Regions from separate parts of the Homo sapiens genome. Here regions 1 and 2 are each linked to region 3. The links are chromatin loops, found by intact Hi-C in ENCODE. Cell type or tissue: ascending aorta. All regions are shown on one strand. Links, peaks and the distances in the headings refer to the core of each region. The heading gives the core; the rest is flanking DNA. Region 1 has its middle 49 kb from the start of LINC00159. Region 2 has its middle 53 kb from the start of SCAF4. Region 3 has its middle 20 kb from the start of MIS18A.

Evidence for each region. Peaks named below come from ENCODE experiments on the same cell type or tissue, not always from the same donor. Only the 100,000 strongest peaks of a DNase experiment are listed, where the experiment ranks them.
Region 1: it touches region 3 in a loop (2.9-fold over the local background); 7 of 110 quality-filtered maps call a loop at or near these places.
Region 2: it touches region 3 in a loop (6-fold over the local background); 85 of 110 quality-filtered maps call a loop at or near these places.

The regions. Positions count from the first base shown.
Region 1 is chr21:32,131,806-32,138,297 of GRCh38, forward strand. No RefSeq gene overlaps it. Among named protein-coding and RNA genes, the nearest start is that of LINC00159, 49 kb to the left of the region's middle. RefSeq lists enhancers at 2,349-2,850, 3,629-3,678, 4,229-4,488. In ascending aorta, for the core only: no CTCF peak of the experiment used is centred there; a DNase peak (open chromatin) is centred at 4,096; H3K4me3 peaks cover 769 bases; H3K27ac peaks cover 1,149 bases.
Region 2 is chr21:31,781,878-31,788,369 of GRCh38, forward strand. No RefSeq gene overlaps it. Among named protein-coding and RNA genes, the nearest start is that of SCAF4, 53 kb to the left of the region's middle. In ascending aorta, for the core only: a CTCF peak has its summit at 4,171 (motif pointing right); a DNase peak (open chromatin) is centred at 4,194.
Region 3 is chr21:32,255,348-32,261,839 of GRCh38, forward strand. It overlaps a transcript of MIS18A not described here. Among named protein-coding and RNA genes, the nearest start is that of MIS18A, 20 kb to the right of the region's middle. In ascending aorta, for the core only: a CTCF peak has its summit at 3,188 (motif pointing left); DNase peaks (open chromatin) are centred at 1,724 and 3,164; H3K4me3 peaks cover 355 bases; H3K27ac peaks cover 1,678 bases.

The DNA.
Region 1 (6,492 bases), core at 991-5,990, 120 kb before region 3:
GGCTGTTGGTACTAGCTTCCCCTGTGGCACCTCAGTTCATCCCTGTGTGGCCTCTCATCTTCCAGTAGGTCCGGCCAGCTTCCTTATGTGACATCCACAAGAAAATGTTCCAGCTTTGTAAGTCAGACAGTGTCACTTTTACCACATTCATTTCATTAAAGAAAGTCGCATGTTTCCAAGAGTGAGAAAACAGACTCTACTTCTTGAGCTGCCAAGCACCTAGGGCCATATTGAATCTTCTATGCCTGTATTCAAGGTGAATTGTTGTTATTGACTATTACTTAGGCTGAAGAATGGGACTGACCTCTTTAAGAGTAATGCTGAGTCATCCAGTCAGCCTCAGCCCAAAGACAACACTCCAAGCTGACAGGCGATATTGAGGTCAGTGCAGACACACGGTTTTAGAGCAGAGCAAAAATCACAAGACAGGTCAACAAAGAGAAAGACTGGAGGTGTAAGGACTGCCCTGAAGAGGCACCTGAGAACCTTTCACGGGTGAGAACCACAAAGAGAAATTGAGGCGGCTGGGAGGAGTGGGGAGGGATGAGGGTTGGGCAAGTACCTACCATGTACCAGGTGCATGTCACGAAGGCCTCACACAACCCATCATCATCCTCGTTGCAAATCCTCACACTATGCTAGTGCCAGGGCTGTTGTGCTAATCACTTTATGCAAATGACTTAGTTAATATCAGCAACAATTCTGAGATAGGTGTCACTGTGTCTCCCATCTCACAAATAAAAGAAAACTAAGTCCCAGAGAGGTTAAGTAACTATCCCGAAGTCACACAGCTAGTAGCCAATGGAGTTAGGTTGGGCCATTGTACAGAGGAGAAAAATGAGGCTCAGAGAGATTAAATAACTTGCCAAAGAACACAGAATTGAACTAAGAGTCATGCCTAAATCTTTCTGACTCCCAAAAACGGGGCTCTTTCCTTAAGTGCACTGTGTTGCCTCTGAAGTATTTGCATCATGAGAAAGATTATTCCAGACCCTTCCAGAAAGAGAAGACTGGCTGCCATGGAAGAGGCAGACCCAGTCACCCAGACCTTCTTCATGAAGCAAATTTAACATGAAATTAAAAGTGGGCATTTAAGAATACACTTAAGCTATGAATACACTGTATGCTGCACCCCTAATAATACAAGTGAAGTCAGAAAAGGCAGTGTGTGCCTGGTGCTTACATTTCTTTTCTTTTCTTTCTATTTTGATGTTTAATTTCTTGGCAGTAAGGAGAATTAACTACTTCCTGTCTTAAACAAATGGGGACATATTTATGGGAAGCTGTGTGTAAACACAGGTAGGGTTTCACTGGGAAAGCCTTTGCAGTTTGATTCTCCTGTCACCCCTAAGCTCCCAGCTGGACAGTCTAGTCTAAAAACGGCACTGCTCACGCCTGTAATCCCAGCACTTTGGGAGGCCATGGTGGGCAGATCAGTTGATGCCAGGAGTTCAAGACCAGCCTGGCCAACTTGGCGAAACCCTGTCTCTACTAAAAATACAAAAATTAGTGGGACGTGGTGGTGGGTGCCTGTAATCCCAGCTACTTGGGAGGCTGAGGCATGAGAATCGCTTGAACCCAGGAGGTGGAGGTTGCAGTGAGCCAAGATCACGCCACTGCACTCCAGCGTGGACAACAGAGTAAGACTCTGTCAAAAACAAACAAACAAACAAACAAACAAACAGACAAACATCTCCGACTTCCCTAATGCCCAAGACAGAAGGAAGGGGCCAGTCTAGAAATCCCTACTCAGAGTCGGTCCAGCCTGCAGGCAGCGAGAGGATTTCCCCTGGATCCTGAGCCTATCTGTGCCTTCCTTGAGGCAGCGTTGGTGGGTTCTAGACGGAGAAGAGGGAACGAGGAATTTAGTGGGAAAACCACCGCTCTGGAAGGTGCCCTTGGGAAGGCAGCTCGGACCCTAATCAGACCTAACAAATTCCTGAGTAGAAAAAGAAGAGACGTTGGCATGGGGTCTTTCCAGTCTGTGCTTGGAGAAACGCCCACTTGGGTTTTGGCCATCTGCCTATTATGTTCTAGAAAATTCCACAGGACCCTGAGGGATGAGGCCATTCTGGGAGGGAGCTGAAAAGCAGGATGTGACAGCAGAGATAAGGGATCCTGGCAGGGATCTCCTGCAGACAGAGGGGTGCAGAGCCACCCTCCCTGGGAAGAGAGCTCGGGCTTCCCACCTTCAGACTGGGCCTCAGCTCATGACCCATTCCAAAGATGGAAAAACTTAACTGATTACCATTTTCATGAAACATCTTTGATTTTTCATTGTCTTAGTGAGCCTGGGTTGTAGTGAAGCTTGCAGTTGAGACAAGGATGGAGAACGAGCACTAGGGAGAAGGTGGCAGGGCTGTGTTAAAAATATCTGAATGGCCGGGCGCAGTGGTTCACGATCTGTAATCCCAGCACTTTGGGAGGTCGAGGCAGGTGGATCACCTGAGATCAGGAGTTCAAGACCAGTCTGACCAACAAGGTAAAACCCCGCCTCTACTAAAAATACAAAAATTAGCCAGGCATGGTGGTGTGCACCTGTAATCCCAGCTACTCAGGAGGCTGAGGCAGGACAGTAGCGTGAACCCGGGAGGCGGAGGTTGCAGTGAGCTGAGATTGCGCCACTGCACTCCAGCCTGGGCGACAGAGCGAGACTCCATCTCAAAACAAGCAAAAACAAACAAACAAACAAAACATTCTGTGAGTGCAGGGGACCTTGCCACGCAACAGGAGATGCTGGTTTGTGGGCCAGTGTCTCTATTAGCATTTCCCTGGAGTCTCCCTTTCCACCTGCCACCATGGCCCCCAGGACATGCGGGATCCCTGGGGACAGTGGGCAGCAGCCACAAATCCTCCCAGGGCTCCTCCTCGCTTAGCTCCCTCCTGCCCTCCGAGCCTCTTCCTTCCCTCCCCATCCCCTCTCTGAGCCGGCATTTCTTCCATCTGCCCAGTCCCTGTCTACACATTATTCCTCTTTTGTGATCTCAATGTAATGGAGTGAAATTATCACATAAACACAGGAAGAGTCTCTGGGCCTCTTCTCCTCTCCCCACCTCCTCTCCAGCATCCATCTCCCTCTGGCATTGTCTGTGTGGGCTGTTGGCCACATCTCACTCCCCGCTCCCTGCAGGCACAAACCCAAAAGCCTCACACATTTCAGGCCTCAGAGGGAGGGAGCAGGCCATGGCACATCTGTCCGAGACCTCCCCCTGCCTTTCGTTTTGGGACTGTTCAGACCAACCCACTTTTTTCTTTTCCCCAGTGCCCAAGGGTCTCACCACTTAAAATCACACTCAGATTTCCACGGCAAGTTGAAGCTTTGGCACCTCAGGTGTCCACTGAAATCTCAAACACCCCACAGTCACCCCCAGAGGATTAAGTAGCTTCGAGCTCAAACTTGGAGGATTTCTGGAGAAATGGGGTTCCAGCAGGTACTGGATTCAGTTCAGTCTAACTTCCCCGGAATCATTTCATCCCTCTAGAAAAGACTTGGGGTTCCCAAAGTGTAACCTGGCCCTCTGGAGAGGGCGTGAGGGAGTGAGGTGCTTGTAATGGCCCAAACACTGCTGCTGGACTTGAACTTGATCATCATCAAACAGTTTACTGCTAGGATTCTGATTTTCAAGGAGCTAGGAGTGACTCACTTCATTAAAAGCAAGCACACACTATGTACCCCAGCTTGCTCCGGTTTCTACATGACCCCAGCATTTCCCCAGTGCCTGCAGGAGTACCTGGCACATAGGGGGCTTCCCAAAACGTTTGTTGATTGAAGAAATGACCTCACCCTCTCAAGAGGCTGCCAGCCTCCCGCAGCCCGCAGGAAAGGAATCTGGAAGCTCCCTGCAGAGGGGAAGTTGTCTGATGGTCATCTTTTAGTTTGTTTTCTCTAAGCCTTCACAGTGGGTACTGACTACATTCACCGTTCATATTTTACAGAGAAAAATATTCATCACTTCCCTCTCAGAAAATCAAACGCTGCTTTGCATGTTGGAGAAGAAGCACGATCTAAAAATCCCCACTGGGTAGAGCCAGGCAGAGTGATTCATACCCTCTATTCAGAGGCAAGAATGACATATGTCGTGCACATGTGCCCAGCGCCGACCAAGCGGCCAAGCTGGATTCTCAGAGCAGCCCACTCAGAAGAACATTCCTTATTTTTACCCTTTGCCAAAAACAGAAACTCACACCAATGCTCCCTCATAAATAGCCTTGCCATTTCAGAAGGCTGCTTCGAAGTACAAGATGCTCAGTGGAACTGAGACCACGGAAGCACGACTGTGGTTTATAGAAACTGAATTAGACTCATTATCTAAGAATGAAAGCATTCAGCTTCTAAATATACAGTAGCATTTATTTCTGGCCCACCCTCCGTGTTTGTGTACTTTTTATTTTTTTTTTTAGAAACCTATACCTTTTTAAAGACACTCTCTACAGCACTTGCCACAAAGGACCAGTTTCTAAGTGTGGTTTAAAATAGCTGGTGGCCTCTGGTGCAGTAAAAGGGAAAATCGGAGGAGGGCAGCACCTGAGAAGTGCAGAGACACAGGTGTGTGGTGATCCAGAGGTCTGGGGGAGGATTTTTGTTACTTTGAAAAGCAGATGGAGACTCCACAGCTGTAAGAAGAGCAAGAAGAACAAGTTCTTGCAAGGAACATACTTGGTAAATATAATGATGCTTTATATCAGCACGATTGTCCCAAGACACAGGAAAAATGACAACAAAACCATTCCAATGGCTCCTTTGGGAAGAAGTAACTATGACGCATCACCCTCTTTTGATTTATAATTGGGGAAACTGAGGCTAACTGAGATGAAGCATTGTTCCCAACGTTGTGCAGTAGATGCGAGCCCTAGGTTCTGGCTGTTTTCCACTGATTCGTCAGCCATGAATTTCAACAGTTGGGTGAGATCTGGCTCTCATCCAAACCCTGTGCCAGCAGAAATGATCTTTGTTTGCGGGCAAAGAAGGCAAGAGTAGGAAGGGGACAATGATGGTGTCTGCCTTGACCCCGGTGGGAAGCATCACTGGGTTGTTTCTCCTCCGTGATTACTCACAGCCTAACTGCAATCCATTCTCTCCTGTTTTGCAGAGGTTCTCATCCTGAGTTTCCCCAAACAGCTCCTATTGGACCAAGTCTAGTCTTACAATCCCGTGGTGGGGAGAAATGGCCCCCCAGAGATATGCCCACATCCTAATCCCTAGAACTTGTGGATATGGCCTTATTTGGATAAAAGGTCTTTGCAGATGTAATTAAGTTAAAGATTTTAATGAGGAAATCATCCTGGGTTATCTGGGTGGGTCCTGAATGCAACACAATGTCCTTACAAGGCACTTATACAGGGAGGGAGATTTGACACAAAATAAGAGGAAAAGGTGATTTGAAGATGGAGGTAGAGATTGGAGTGATGCGGCCACAACCCAAGGGAAGCCAGCAGCCCCTAAGGAGCTGGGAGAGGCAGGGAACAGATTATCCCCTAAAGACCCTGTAGGGAGTGTGGCCCTGACAACACCTTGACTTCAGATTTCTGGCCTCCAAAACCGTCAGAGAATAAATATCTCTTGTTTAAGCCACACAGCATGAGGTAATTTGTCACGGGAGCCACAGGAAACTAACATAGACTACATCCTGTCTAGAATTCTGTTAGATTTGCCTAAGGGCTAAATTGCAACTCCCAAAATCTGATACAATGGAGGCTTGCTTTCCTGTTTTGTCATTCTCTCAACAGTTACTTAGGAGTGCTTACTAGGCACTAACAGTGAGCTAGGTGCTGGGATAATGATGGGCAAATAGACACAAACCCTGATTTCATGCAGCTTACAGCAGGGGAAATAGTCAGGAAGCAAATACCAACACCAACTGCATTATAATCTGTAATAAAGGCTGAGAAGGCAGAGTGCAGGTGGTGTGACAGGTGATGGCAGGTAATGGCCTCATGTGAAGAGGAAGAGAGTGAGCTTGAGACTGAGCCCTGAGGTCTAATAGGAAAAGGGGCTTTCCAGTTAGAGAAAACAGCCCGTAGGGAGACCCCCAAAGCAGGAAGGATGTGGAAGCTTTCAAGGATCGACTACAGGCAGAAAGCAAGGAAGGGAATTTTAATCTCTGTCCTTAGGACATGGGGAAGCCAAGTGTTTTATGCAGAGGGGTGGCCCAATGAGATGAAAGTTTCCAGCAGCTCAGTCCGGCTGTGAAGGAGATGGGAGTGGGCCAAGACCAGTGAGGAGACTCTTGAGAAGCCCAAGCAAGAGATGGTGGTGGTTTTGATACGGGAGGGGGGCAGGGAAGTGCTGGGTAGAGAAGGGCAGGGCTCCTGGTGAGGGCTCCACCCTCGGTCTTGTGCCCATGGACCTAAGTGATAACCAGCACTCCTGTTTCCACGCCCAAATGTTGCATTGTCCAAGACTACTCCTAACCACTTCACCCCCGATCCTGTGCCCATAAAAACCCTGAGACCCTAGCGGGCACAGACACAAGCAGCTGGACGTTGAGAGAA
Region 2 (6,492 bases), core at 1,235-6,234, 470 kb before region 3:
AGCTAGCACGAGGCCCCACAGTTGCTCATCTGGACTCCTGCCAAGAGCCTACTAATGGTTCTCTCTTCCTCCTCCAATCCATTCCTCAAACGCAGCAGGGTGTTCTTCCAAAACAAATCACATCATGCCACTCCCTTGCTTAAAACCCTCCCAAGTCTTCTCCATTGCACTTAAAATTAAAACCACCATCCTTTCCTTGGCTGAGAAGGTCCCACCTGGTCAAGACCCTTCCTACATTTGCAGACTCATCTCCCACCATGCTCTGTCCTCTACCCCACTCCAGCCCCTCTGTCCATGCTGTGGACACAGCAGGCATGGATTCCTCATCTTTTCGTGGCTGATTTCTTTGATGCATCCCATTCTTGGCTTAAATATCACCTCCTCAGATAGGTTCTCCCTCACCCACCAGTCTAAAGCAGTGACCCATTCTCTCTTTCTTCATTCACCCTACCTGGACTCTCTATGAAACATTTCCCAGTAGTTGGTATTACACACCAACCACATTATGTCCTTAATAAACCATTTACTTTCATATTTCATCTAGTGACATAATTTCATTAATGAGATCATTGAGCTGGTGTACCATACCTCTTTGGGATTACAGAATACAAGAAATGAATACAGAAAATGCTTTAAAAAATAAGCAATGACATGGGTTGTAATAGAAATAGCCACAACCTGTTAGTGTTCCCCCTCCACTCAGAGAATCAGTGACTTTAGAATGTTGGGGAAAAAGGCCAGGTGCGGTAGCTCACGTCTGTAATCCCAGCACTTTGGGAGGCCAAGGCAGGCAGATCACCCGAGGTCAGGAGTTCGAGACCAGCCTGGCCAACATGGTGAAACCCTGTCTCTACCAAAAATACAAAAAATTAGCCAGCATGGCAGTGGGTACTTGTAATCTCAGCTACTCGGGAGGCTGAGGCAGGAGAATCACTTGAACCTGGGAGGCGGAGGTTACAGTGAGCAGAGATTGTGTCATTGCACTCTAGCCTGGACAACAAGAGTGAAACTCTGTCTCAAAAAAAAAAAAAAAAGAATATTGGGGAAAAAATCCACGCAAAATATGACTACAAATGAGTTATCCATCAACATCACCAGTGTCGAATCAGACTTCTTACTTTAGGAATATCCCTGACTTATTTTGTGTGCTCTTCCCTCCAGTTATCATCAAATATTTATCGAGCATCTACTCTACCAAATGCAGAGGAAATCATGAGAAATAACAGCAGCCCACTAGGACCACTTCCCCTGAACCTTTTTTTCTCCCCTCTCCATCACTCCCCTCTTCCTTGTGTGAAAACATAATTTGTGAATACATAGAATGTTCTAAGCCTGTTCCTAAATGCATGTTTTGCTTATTTGGGGGAGGCAGCAGCAATTACTAGGCAGTTGAATCAATTATGATAATGATTTGAAATGACTATTTTAACTAATACATGGTCTTGGGGAAGTGCTATATTCACCTTTTAAAAAGTGAATCCACTGTAGTCTTGGAAAAATTAACCAAGTCTGTACATGCCAATGGCAGTCTCTTGGAAAATCTGCAAGGCAAATAACCCACATGTTTGGGACCCGCTCACCTTCAGACATCCTCTTCCTGACCCAGATGTGTCTGCCTTCTGGTAAGCCCCTCCAACTGTAAAATCCCCTCCACCCCCACCCCCGAAACTATCCTTCTTCAGAGGCTTCTCCTCCAGTGCCATGTCTCCCTTTCCATCTTCAATGAAAACTCCTATGTATTTGCAGTAATGTTTGATTAAGGTCATTTATACACATGTGTGAATGACTGATAGTCTTAACTCACCAGGTTATACTTTTTCTTTGAAAGAGAACTTTAACGAAACTCTAATTCGGAAAAAGCTATTAGCAAAATATTTTAGAGCAAGGTATTGGGAGCCTCTCTTTATGAGCCGTATTACCTTGGGCAAGTGACATAACCTCTCTGTGCTTCATTTTCTTACGTGTAAATGGGGATTGTAAAACTCATAAGATTGCTGTCAGGATTAAATTAATGTATGTAAAGCACTTAGAATAGAGCTCGGCACAGAGAAATGCTACATATATATTAGCTATTACTGCCACTGCCACCACCACCATCACCACCACCACCACCACCATCACCATCATCATCATAATCACAGCCACCACCACCATCATCACCACCACCACCACCACCATCACCATCACCACCATCACCGCCACCACCATCACCATCATCATCATAATCACAGCCACCACCACCATCATCATCACCACCACCACCACCACCATCACCACCATCACCATCACCACCATCACCGCCACCACCATCACCATCATCATCATAATCACAGCCACCACCACCATCATCATCACCACCACCACCACCACCATCACCACCATCACCATCACCACCATCACCGCCACCACCATCACCACCGTCATCACCACCACCATCATCACCATCATCACCATTATCACCATCACCACCACCACCACCATCACCATCATTAGCAGCTATTTAATCACCACCACCACCACCACCATCACCGCCACCACCATCACCACCATCATCACCACCACCATCAACACCATCATCACCATTATCAACAACAACAACAATAACAACAACAACAACCATAGCAACAATTACATCACCACAACAACCACCACCAACACCAACATCACCACACCACCAACAACCACCACCACCACCACCATCACCACCACCACCATCAACAACCACCACTACCATCACCACCACCACCATCATCAACACCACACACCACCACCACCACCACCACCAACCACCACCACCACCACCACCACCACCACAACAAACACCACCAACAACAACAACAACAACNNNNNNNNNNNNNNNNNNNNACCACCACCACCACCACCACCACCACCACCACCACCACCACCACCACCACCACCATCACCACCACCACCACCACCACCACCACCACCACCACCACCACCACCACCACCACCACCACCACCACCACCACCACCACCACCACCACAACCACCACCACCACCACCACCACCACCACCACCACCACCACCACCACCACCACCACCACCACCACCACCACCACCACCACCACCACCACCACCACCACCACCACCACCACCACCACCACCACCACCACCAACACCACCACCACCACCACCACCACCACCACCACAACAACAACACCACACNNNNNNNNNNATCACCACCACCATCACCACCACCATCACCACCACCATCACCACCACCATCACCACCACCACCATCACCACCATCACCACCACCGCCATCATCATCACCACCACCACCACCACCATCACCACCATCACCACCACCACCACCACCACCATCACCACCACCATCATCACCATCACCACCACCACTGTCATCACCACCACCACCATCACCACCATCACCACCACCATCACCATCACCACCACCACCACCACCATCACCATCACCACCACCACCATCATCATCACTGACTACTACCATCACCACCACCACCACCATCATCACCACCACCATCATCATCACCATCCCTGCCACCACCATTATCACCCACCAACTACCACCACCACCACCACCACCACTACCACCACCACTACCACCACTGTATTAGTCCATTCTCATGCTGCTAATTAAGACATACCCGAGACTGGGCAATTTACAAAGGAAAGAGGTTTAATCGATTCATAGTACAGCATGGCTGGGGAGGCCTCAGGAAACTTACAATCATGGTGGAGGGGAAGCAAACACATCCTTCTTCACATGGTGGCAGGAAGAATTGCCGAGCAAAGGGGGAAAAGCCCCTTATAAAACCATCAGATCTCGTGAAAATTCACTCATTATCACGAGAACAGCAGCATGGGGGTGACTGCCCCCATGATTCAATTACCTCCCACCAGGTCCCTCCCACGACATATGGGGATTATGGGAACTACAATTCAAGATGAGATTTCGGTTGGGACACAAATCCAAATTGTACTAACCACTATCATCACCCCCCACTACCACCACCACCACCACCACCATCATCATCATTACCATCATCACCACCACTACCACCATCATCGTCAAAGCTTCTTTTCTCCATTACTTCAGAAGGTCTTGGGGCAGCGGCTTTATTTTCCCCTTTCCTTCGGTAAATTCAGTCTTGTGTGTCTGCTGCTTATTAACATCTCCACCAGGGGGCAGGCTGTGGAAGAAAAAGGTTCAATGCAAGACTTTACTCTGTCCTTGAATTTCGGAGCTGCCAGTGTATGAATTCTTCCAGACTCTCCCTGACAGAAACCATCTTTATATATCTGCTAAGCAGTTCTATTTTTTAATTTCTCTATCACAAAGAGTTCCTCTTGTTCCGTGAAATATGTATGGTTTTGAATATTTGAACCCGATGTTTTCCTCTTTGCTCTAACTTCTGAAATGTTTTGCCAAATGTGGGAAAGTGGAGCTTGATATGAGTCAATTGCATTTTTTTTCCTGCCAAAAAGTGATTTCAATTTTCAGCTGCAGACATAGGCAAAAGGTGTCTAGGATAAGAGAGTTTACACTTCTGGGCCAGCAAACATGGTGGCATGCAGGCCACACTTCCCTCCTCTGTGCTCACAGATGGCATGGTTGATAGATGATGGCAATCTTCCTCACTGAGTCCAAAGGCAGTTCTAGATACTTTCTCAACACACCACTTCAGTCAGCTTCTAGCGATCAATGGCACTTGAGATAAAACCAACTTGGCATTTCTGAGATGTTCTACGTCACACTCCTTCCATCACTCTCCATTTGAAGCATAGTGTTTGGGTCAGGGCATTCTATTTTCAGAAGAATATTTGTGCAGTGATGCTTAATGAGGGCAGCTCTCCTCCCAGGGTGTGCAAATCTGTGGCCATTTCTTAGTAATCACAGCCAGTGGGGACACATCTGGCACATGGTAGGTGGGAGCCAGGATTGCTTATTCACCCTGTGAGGTGTGAGGTTTTCCCTCATGATGAAAACTTCTCTCCCAGCCTGTGCTAGTTTTGAGTATCTTGTTGGTCATGTATATAGGTGAAAAACCTGTTGATAATAATCTAATGCCAGACCTGAACTCTATTTTGTATCTAACACACATTATTTTCCTGTGCTTTTAATACACACAGAATTTCCCAGTTGTATAACTATCACATAAATTGAAATCTATCCCTCTGTTTTGCAGAAACTTCCCCAAGAGTTGCTTACCATTTCTGAAAATTGCCTCACCAATGACAGCGCTGCCCCTGGGATCTGAGTTGCCAAAGCAGCACACTGGGTTCAGCATGCACGGGTAGTGGTCCTGTTCACAGGGATTTTACATGCAAGGCACGCATCTGACTTCTTACTGACGTCTTCTATTGTAGTCACATTGTCATGGATGTGTGGTGGTCATGCTATTTATGGATTCTATTTCAGACAACAATAAAATAGGTGGTTCCAATATTTGGTCTAGAAAGAGAGTCCACTAGGCTGGGTGTGGTGGCTCACGCCTGTAATCCCAGCACTTTTCAAGGCTGAGGTGGGTGGATCACCTGAGGTCAGGAGTTCGAGACCAGCTTGGCCAACATGGTGAAACCCCGTCTCTACTAAAAATACAGAAAATTAGCCAGATGTGGTGGCAGGTGCCTGTAATCCCTGCTCCTCAGGAGGCAGAGGCAGGAGAATCGCTTGAACCTGGGAGGCAGAGGTTGCAGTGAGCTGAGATTGCGCCATTGCACTCCAGCCTGGGCAACAAGAGTGCAACTCTGTCTCAAGAAAAAAAAAAAAAAAGAGAAAGAGAGTCCACTAGATAGAGACAAAGGGTTGCTTTTCTTATCTCTGTTGAAGAAGGGGGTGCAGGCATTATATGCTGGCCTTCGTGTAAAATGCTAAGCTGGGGGGTGGATGTGCATGAGTGAATGTGTGTGTTTAGTGTTTTACTTTTTTTTTTTTTTTTTTGAGACAGAGTCTTTCTCTGTTGCCCAGGCTGGAGTGCAGTGATGCAATCCCAGCTCACTGCAACCTCTGCCTCCCAGGTGCAAGTGATTCTCGTGCCTCAGCTTCCTGAGTAGCTAGAATTACAGGCACGTGTCACCACGCCCGGCTAATTTTTTTTGTATGTTTAGTACAGATGGGGGTTTCGCCATGTTGGCCAGGCTGATCTCAAATTCCTGACCTCAAGTGATCTGTTGGCCTCGGCCTCCCAAAGTGCTGGTATTACAGGCATGAGCCACCATGCCCGGCCCTAGCGTTTTTTTTTTTTTTTTTTTAATAGTGGTAACTGACTTAGGCTGACCCACTTCCACTCTTTCCAGATCCAAAAAATGCCAGAAGCACAGATTTTGGGGAGACACATCATTTGGAAGAGGCATTGCCCTGGTTCATAATGGGCCATGTAAGATTCACTGATCTATGTGGGATCCAAGAAACCAATGGCCGATCGTTTCTATCATGCTCTAAGAATTTTGGGTCTTCAAATCACTTTTAAGTTTATGACCTCTAAG
Region 3 (6,492 bases), core at 960-5,959:
AGCGTCCTGAGTAGCTCGGATTACAGGTGTGTGCCACAATGCCCGGCTAATTTTTGTATTTTTTTAGTAGAGATGCGGTTTCCCCATGTTGCCCAGGCTGGTCTTGAACTGCTGACCTCAAGTGATTTGCCCACCTCGGCCTCCCAAAGTCCTGGGATTACGGGCGTGAGCCACCGCGCTTGGCATTCTTGGGTACTTTTTGAAGTTTCAAAGTTATTTCAGCAGGAAGACCCATCTAGTTAAAGAATAAATGTGTGCTTGGCCAGGCGCGGTGGCTCACGCCTGTAATCCCAGCACTTTGGGAGGCCGAGGAGGGTGGATCACGAGGTCAGTAGATCGAGACCATCCTGGCTAACACGGTGAAACCCCATCTCTACTAAAAATACAGAAAAAATTAGCCAGGCGTGGCGGTGTGCGCCTGTAGTGCTAGCTACTCGGGAGGTTGAGGCAGGAGAATGGAGTAAACCTGGGACGCAGAGCTTGCAGAGAGCCAAGAACGTGCCACCGCACTCCAGCCTGGGTGACAGAGCGAGACTCTGTCCCAAAAAAAAAAAAAAGAACAAACGTGTTTACGCCTGGGGTAAGTACATTTAATAGTGTAAAAGTTCAGCCATTTCCATCTATTTTATCTCATCCCTAACTGGCTATGGATGGTAAACTCAGTTGACTTCTTTGAGGATAACCATAAATGTGTTTCACAAGCTTACTGATGTCTACTTTTAGCGAATTTCTTCAGGAAACAGAAGATTCATTATTAAACATTTTTTTGATGTCTACTATGTTGGGATTGTTCTCCCCAGAAACCTCGTGTATTGCTGCTCAAACCTAAAGAGAATTACTCTACTCTTTACTGGACAAAATCACAAAACCATTGACTGGGCCACCCCAAATTGTGCTCCCTCAGAGAGTACCACTGCCTCGAAGTCTTTTTAATCTATTTCTGCTTGATCTATCATCAAATTTCCCTGAGCTGCTGTTCAAACCTGTCCACATTTCTTTCATTTCTCTATTCCATTCCCACCCGACTCAGTTTCATCGGATGACTTGGCATCCTCCTCTCTCACTTGAGCCTCGTGGCTGTCACACTCCGGTAGCTAAGGCCACCTTTGTTCAATGGCTCTCTACCGGGAGGCATAAAAAGTACGGTGACACGTGTGCTGGTTTTCCCGGGACAATTGACATCTGTCATCCCGACTTAATTATTAGACATTCCCTGTTTCGCGAATGTGCCCTGATTTGGACAATAATTTTTATAGTCCTACTAATGATGAGAAAAACATTGAAGATGGAAGCTGTTCTCAGTGGGGACTGTCCCTTGCCCCTTTTTCGGCCTCTGTGTCTTGGCTCATGCTAATCTTTCTTGTACTCAGTGACAAAAATGATCTCTTGTTCCTGTGAGAATTCTGACTTTATTACTTCTTAATCTGCATGATCATCTAGTGCTTCTCAGACTGATGATCTGTGTATATTTTCTTTTAACCACCCATCTCAAACAGTTCAATTCAAATCCTCATTTCAGAGCTACAGAAAAATGCATGTGAATAAGACTCATTCTTACAGAGGAAAAAAAAACAGGCTAGAACGAAAGTCTGCTCATTCACAGATTGTTTTCCCCCACCCTGGCTCCCTTAACAGCCACATCAGGACTGGATTCTCCCAGGTTTTCCTTCAGAGTGGAGAGAAACACAGCAGTTGTTGCCTTGGAAACTCTGTCCAGGGGCTGGCATCACGGGACTTGGCTCGCCTGCTCTATGGCTGACATCCAAAGCTGACTCACTTAAGTTTCGACTGGTTATGGCTTCGCTAAGGGGGACATAGCGATTGAGGAGAGAGGACAGGGGAACTTGAGCAAGTGAAATGACTATAGCAAGACATCTGTCTTCTTCACAGAGAGTAACTCAAATGATGGCAAAAGGAATAACCAGTGCACTTTAATAATGAAGATTCTTGGTGAAATGTTGGCAGCCAGAGATGCTGTTAAATAAAATGTTCACGTGCCCATGTTTTAATCCAGTTCAGAATTCCATGAGCTGATTCAAGAATTTCTTCAAGACATGCACCTGGTGCCACCTACAACTGTTCATTACACAGCAGCAGCAAATGTGGGCGGCTCTTCTATTCTAAGCTTCTTTTGTGGTCTTGGTTCTCTAATGGGCAGAATATTGTCTATGTCCATCAGATTACAAATGCCTTAGATGAGCCTCTATCAGCTATCAATCGAGGTTTCCATTTCAAATCAATACCTAATTAAAATAACAAAACATTTCTGATTGCTTTTTTAGATTACTTTTAAAAGGAAACCTACGGAGCATCCTAATCCAACCCCTTCTTTCTACAGATGAGGAAACCTAGCCTGGGAGATGGACGCCAGGGATGTGAAATTGCTCCAGTTGTTGGAGGCTCCGTAGGACACACACCCCAAGGCTCCAGGACTCCCAGTGTGCTGGAACCTCACAGAACTACCACTTTGCCTCTGCATAATCACTTAATGCACGAGTATTTTTTTAATCTGTTTCAGCAAATGGAAGTCTGGCATAAAATGTAGTTGCCTGAGTTCACTTTAAAGCTTTGGACAATGTTGTCGTCTAAATAATGTGCTTTGGATGTCTTGACCCATAACAAGATAGCACTGTTCCTTAATCTTTCCAAAGGAATCTATAGCATTAATACAGATAGAGGGTTCCTGCCAAGTCTCGTGTGAGTCAGACACATTAGCAAGGTGATCAGAAATGTCCTTATTCCGGAAGACTGCCACCTCTCAGCCGGCAACTCCAAACTGAGCTGGCAAACACAGCATTAAGGACTCAGAAAGCATTGGGGGAGGGGATTTAGTAACAAATCTGAGTCATGAAAACAGAAAACGACTGAAAGAGAAAACATAATTAACTTCCAGTGTAGAATGCTAGTGCCTTGGGGAAAATCCTGTGCAAGTGTAGATGTAAGCAATTTTAGGGACGAATACCGAAAAAGCTGTTAGCAGTCTGATGGGGGCTGCATCGGGGACGGGGGGCCTTGACTATTATTTTATTTTAATTAAGAATGTTGGTTACAGGAGTGAAGGGATAAAGTCAGGTTGCAATGAGGCAACCTTCCTGTTGGACAGGGCCTCCTGCAGCTACTGAGTTTCCCACTGTGGTTGTGAACAGGCTGGACACGATGAATGTTTACATGGTGAAATGCGGCCCCTTGTGGCCTGATTGGGGAAACAAAACAAAAAGTCCGACTCACAGCCTGAGAGTGATACTAACCTACTTTACAGCATGTCAAACAGTGACACTGAAAAAATGACTACGGTACTCAGCAAAATTAGTAATCACACCAAAACGCACCAACATATAAAAGAACCATTTTATTCAAGAAAGCCGGGAAGAACTGTCCCCTAAGTCAGCTCGTGTCACACTTGAACGTGCCTGGGGACCACCTAGCATCTTGTTGCAGCAGCACAGGTTTGGTTCAGCGGGCCTGGATGAGGCGTGAGGGTCTGCATTTTATTTATTTATTTATTTATTTATTTATTTATTTATTTATTTACTTACTTACTTACTTACTTAGAGATAGGCCTGTTGCCCAGGACGGAGTGCAGTGGTAAGATAACAGCTCACTGCAGCCTCGACCTCCCAGGCTCAAGCAGTCCTCTCACTTCAGCCTCCAGGGTGGCTGGGACTGCAAGTGCACGCTACCACTGCTAACTTTTTAATTTTTTCGTAGAGTCTTGCTGGTCTTGCTATGTCGCCCAGGCCAGTCTCGAACTCCTAGACTCAAGCGATCCTCCTGCCTCGGCCTCCCAAAGTGCCAGGATTTCAGGTGGGAGCCACCGTGCCCAGCCAGGGTCTGCATTTCTGATAAGCCTCAGGCAATGCCCACCCTGAGAGTGGCCAGGGGCTCGAGGGAAGGGTTGGCCAGGTCTCCTCTGTCAGGGCCTCCTCGCTCCAAGACCGCAGGCCTCTGGAGGGCATTCTCTGCCTCGCCTTGGCCTCCCAGGGGTTACAATTCTTTCCCACACCCAAGCACTGAGAAGGCTGGGGAGCCACTTTTCTTTCGCATCTTCAAGCTCAAGGGCCTCCTTACCTCAGCTCAAGGTCATCATTTCCCCCTAAGAAAGAGTATCCTGTGAGGAGACAGCCCACTCCCTGACACCTTCCTAGCCTACTCTGGACCTTCCTACTTCAGGAAGCAACCATTCCAGGACGGCATCTGACTGTGTCTTATGGATTCCGCATTCATGAAAGCCACAGGTTTCTTTCTTGATCACTGAAAGCAGCAGGTGGTTTTCAATGCCATTGCCTCCAAGTCTCCTCTTGGGATGTGCCTGTCTGAAGGTGGCGTTAATGTGTATCTGCCGGGCTTCTCCCTTGCACCCAGACAGCGCGCACTGAGGCCCACTCCGGCATCTTGTTTCCAGTGTCAGAGTGGCATTCACACCCCACCCCACCCCCAATCCCAAGAATTCATTGTATTTGGTTATGAAGAAAATCTTTAATACAAAGTATTTTTAACCCAGTGTGGGAGGAGAAAGACAGAATAAATAGAACAGTAGAATGATCACAGATGGGTAATTACACATGTAAATGAGCTCAATTTGGTAAATTTCCTTTGAGTTCCTATTTACCTGATTAACATTTTATGCTAGCCCCACAGCACCACTGCAGTTTGGGTTACTTTCTTTTTACTCTTATATGTCAATTCTGAAATATGAAAAGCAATTTTGAATACTTTGGTGGAACCATTTTTCTCAGCTTTTTTTTTTTCAGATTTTTCCATTTACCATCATAACTGGTCTACAAAGTATGAATTGCCTCCAGTGTACAAGGTCCCACAACATGTTGGATCTCTGGAAAACACAACCCTAGTATTCCAGGAACAGTTCCCACAAAACTAGAATACAAAATCTAAGTAATAAGGTCAGACCATGCTGAAGTCATTTAAGAATAATGAAGTGGGAGAAATGACATCTGACTGAGAAATCAGCAAGGGCTTCCTGGAGGAAGTGGCACTCAAGCAAGATCTTGAAGGACAAGTAAGAACTGTATATATACAAAAGGGTCAGGTGTGAGACAGAGAGTACACAGGGCATATCCAGGGGATGTCGGCAGATCATTAGAAACTCAGGACCAGGGACCCGGGGAGACAATTGAGGGCTGTGGGAATTAGAGACACAGGAATGATCACTGAAATCCTGGCAGGGCGGAAGTAGCCAAGAGAGACTGCAGAGAGAGAAAGGAGGGCAAAGGCAGAGCCCGGGAGAAGCAGGAGGAAGGTGAACTCCGGCAAAGCAGCAGCAAGGAGGCAGGAGGCCACTGGGCAAGTCGGACGCCATCAATGCCCAAGGATGAAAGCAAACTTGTTTGTTTTTGGTTTCATAAAAATTTTCAAACAATACACAGGCCAGGTGCAGTGGCTCATGCCTATAATCCCAGCACTTTGGGAGGCCAAGGCAGGAGGATCACCTGAGGTCATAAGTTCGAGACCAGCCTGGCCAACATGGGAAACCCCATCCCTACTAAAAACACAAAAATTAGCCGGGCGTGGTGGCATATGCTTGTACTCCCAGCTACTTGGAAGGCTGAGGCAGGAGAATCACTTGAACCCAGAGGCGAAGGTTGCAGTGAGCCGAGATGGCACCACTGCACTCCAGCCTGGGCGACAGAGTGAGACGACCTAAAATAAACCATACACACTCAAAAGTGCAGATATAATGAACCCCCACCCGTGCCCATTCATAAATAATCAGCAGAGATTAAGATGAGGGCCATACTATCCCTTTTGCTGTGTGGTTACTTTACCGACATTTTACCACAAACCCCAGGCCCCATGGCATCCAGCCCCTGCATACATCATTATGCCTCGCTCAGAAATGCGGGCAATCAAGAAGAAAATGTTAAAGGGGAGAACAATTTTAAATTGTTGGAAATTTTAGGGATTTCAGACAGACAGTAACACTTTGTAGGAACTCACTGGCGGCCTTCAAGAGAGTAGTTTCAGCAAGATGCCTGGAGGACCAAAAGCCCAGAGTTGAAGTGTTGAGTGGGCAAAGTCAGTGCGGTTAAAAATAAGAGAGCAGTTCAGCGAGGTGCCTGGGCCACGGGAGGGCTCTTTGTCACCAAGATGAGACGTAAGTATGCTTGCGGGTCAAGATAAAGAATCAATAGAGTGGTTAGAGAATGAAGATGTGAGTAAACAGATGCTCGATGCAGCAACATTCATTTGTTCCATTGAAGATGGAATGAGCACGTATTACGGGGCTGCATTCTTTTTGGCCCAGGCCATGAGATGGATAAAATCCCTGCCCTCGTGGAGCTAACACTCCAATGGCAGGACAGACATTAAACCAACAAACAAATGTAAAATATAATGCCCAACAATGATAACCGCAATAAAGTAAAATAAATGACTCAAAGGAGGTGGCACACGACACAGCCAAGAAGACACACGGAGAGGTGAGAGCTTGAAAGAGAGGCCAGACAGTACCTCTGGGCAGAAGAGGGGCTGGGG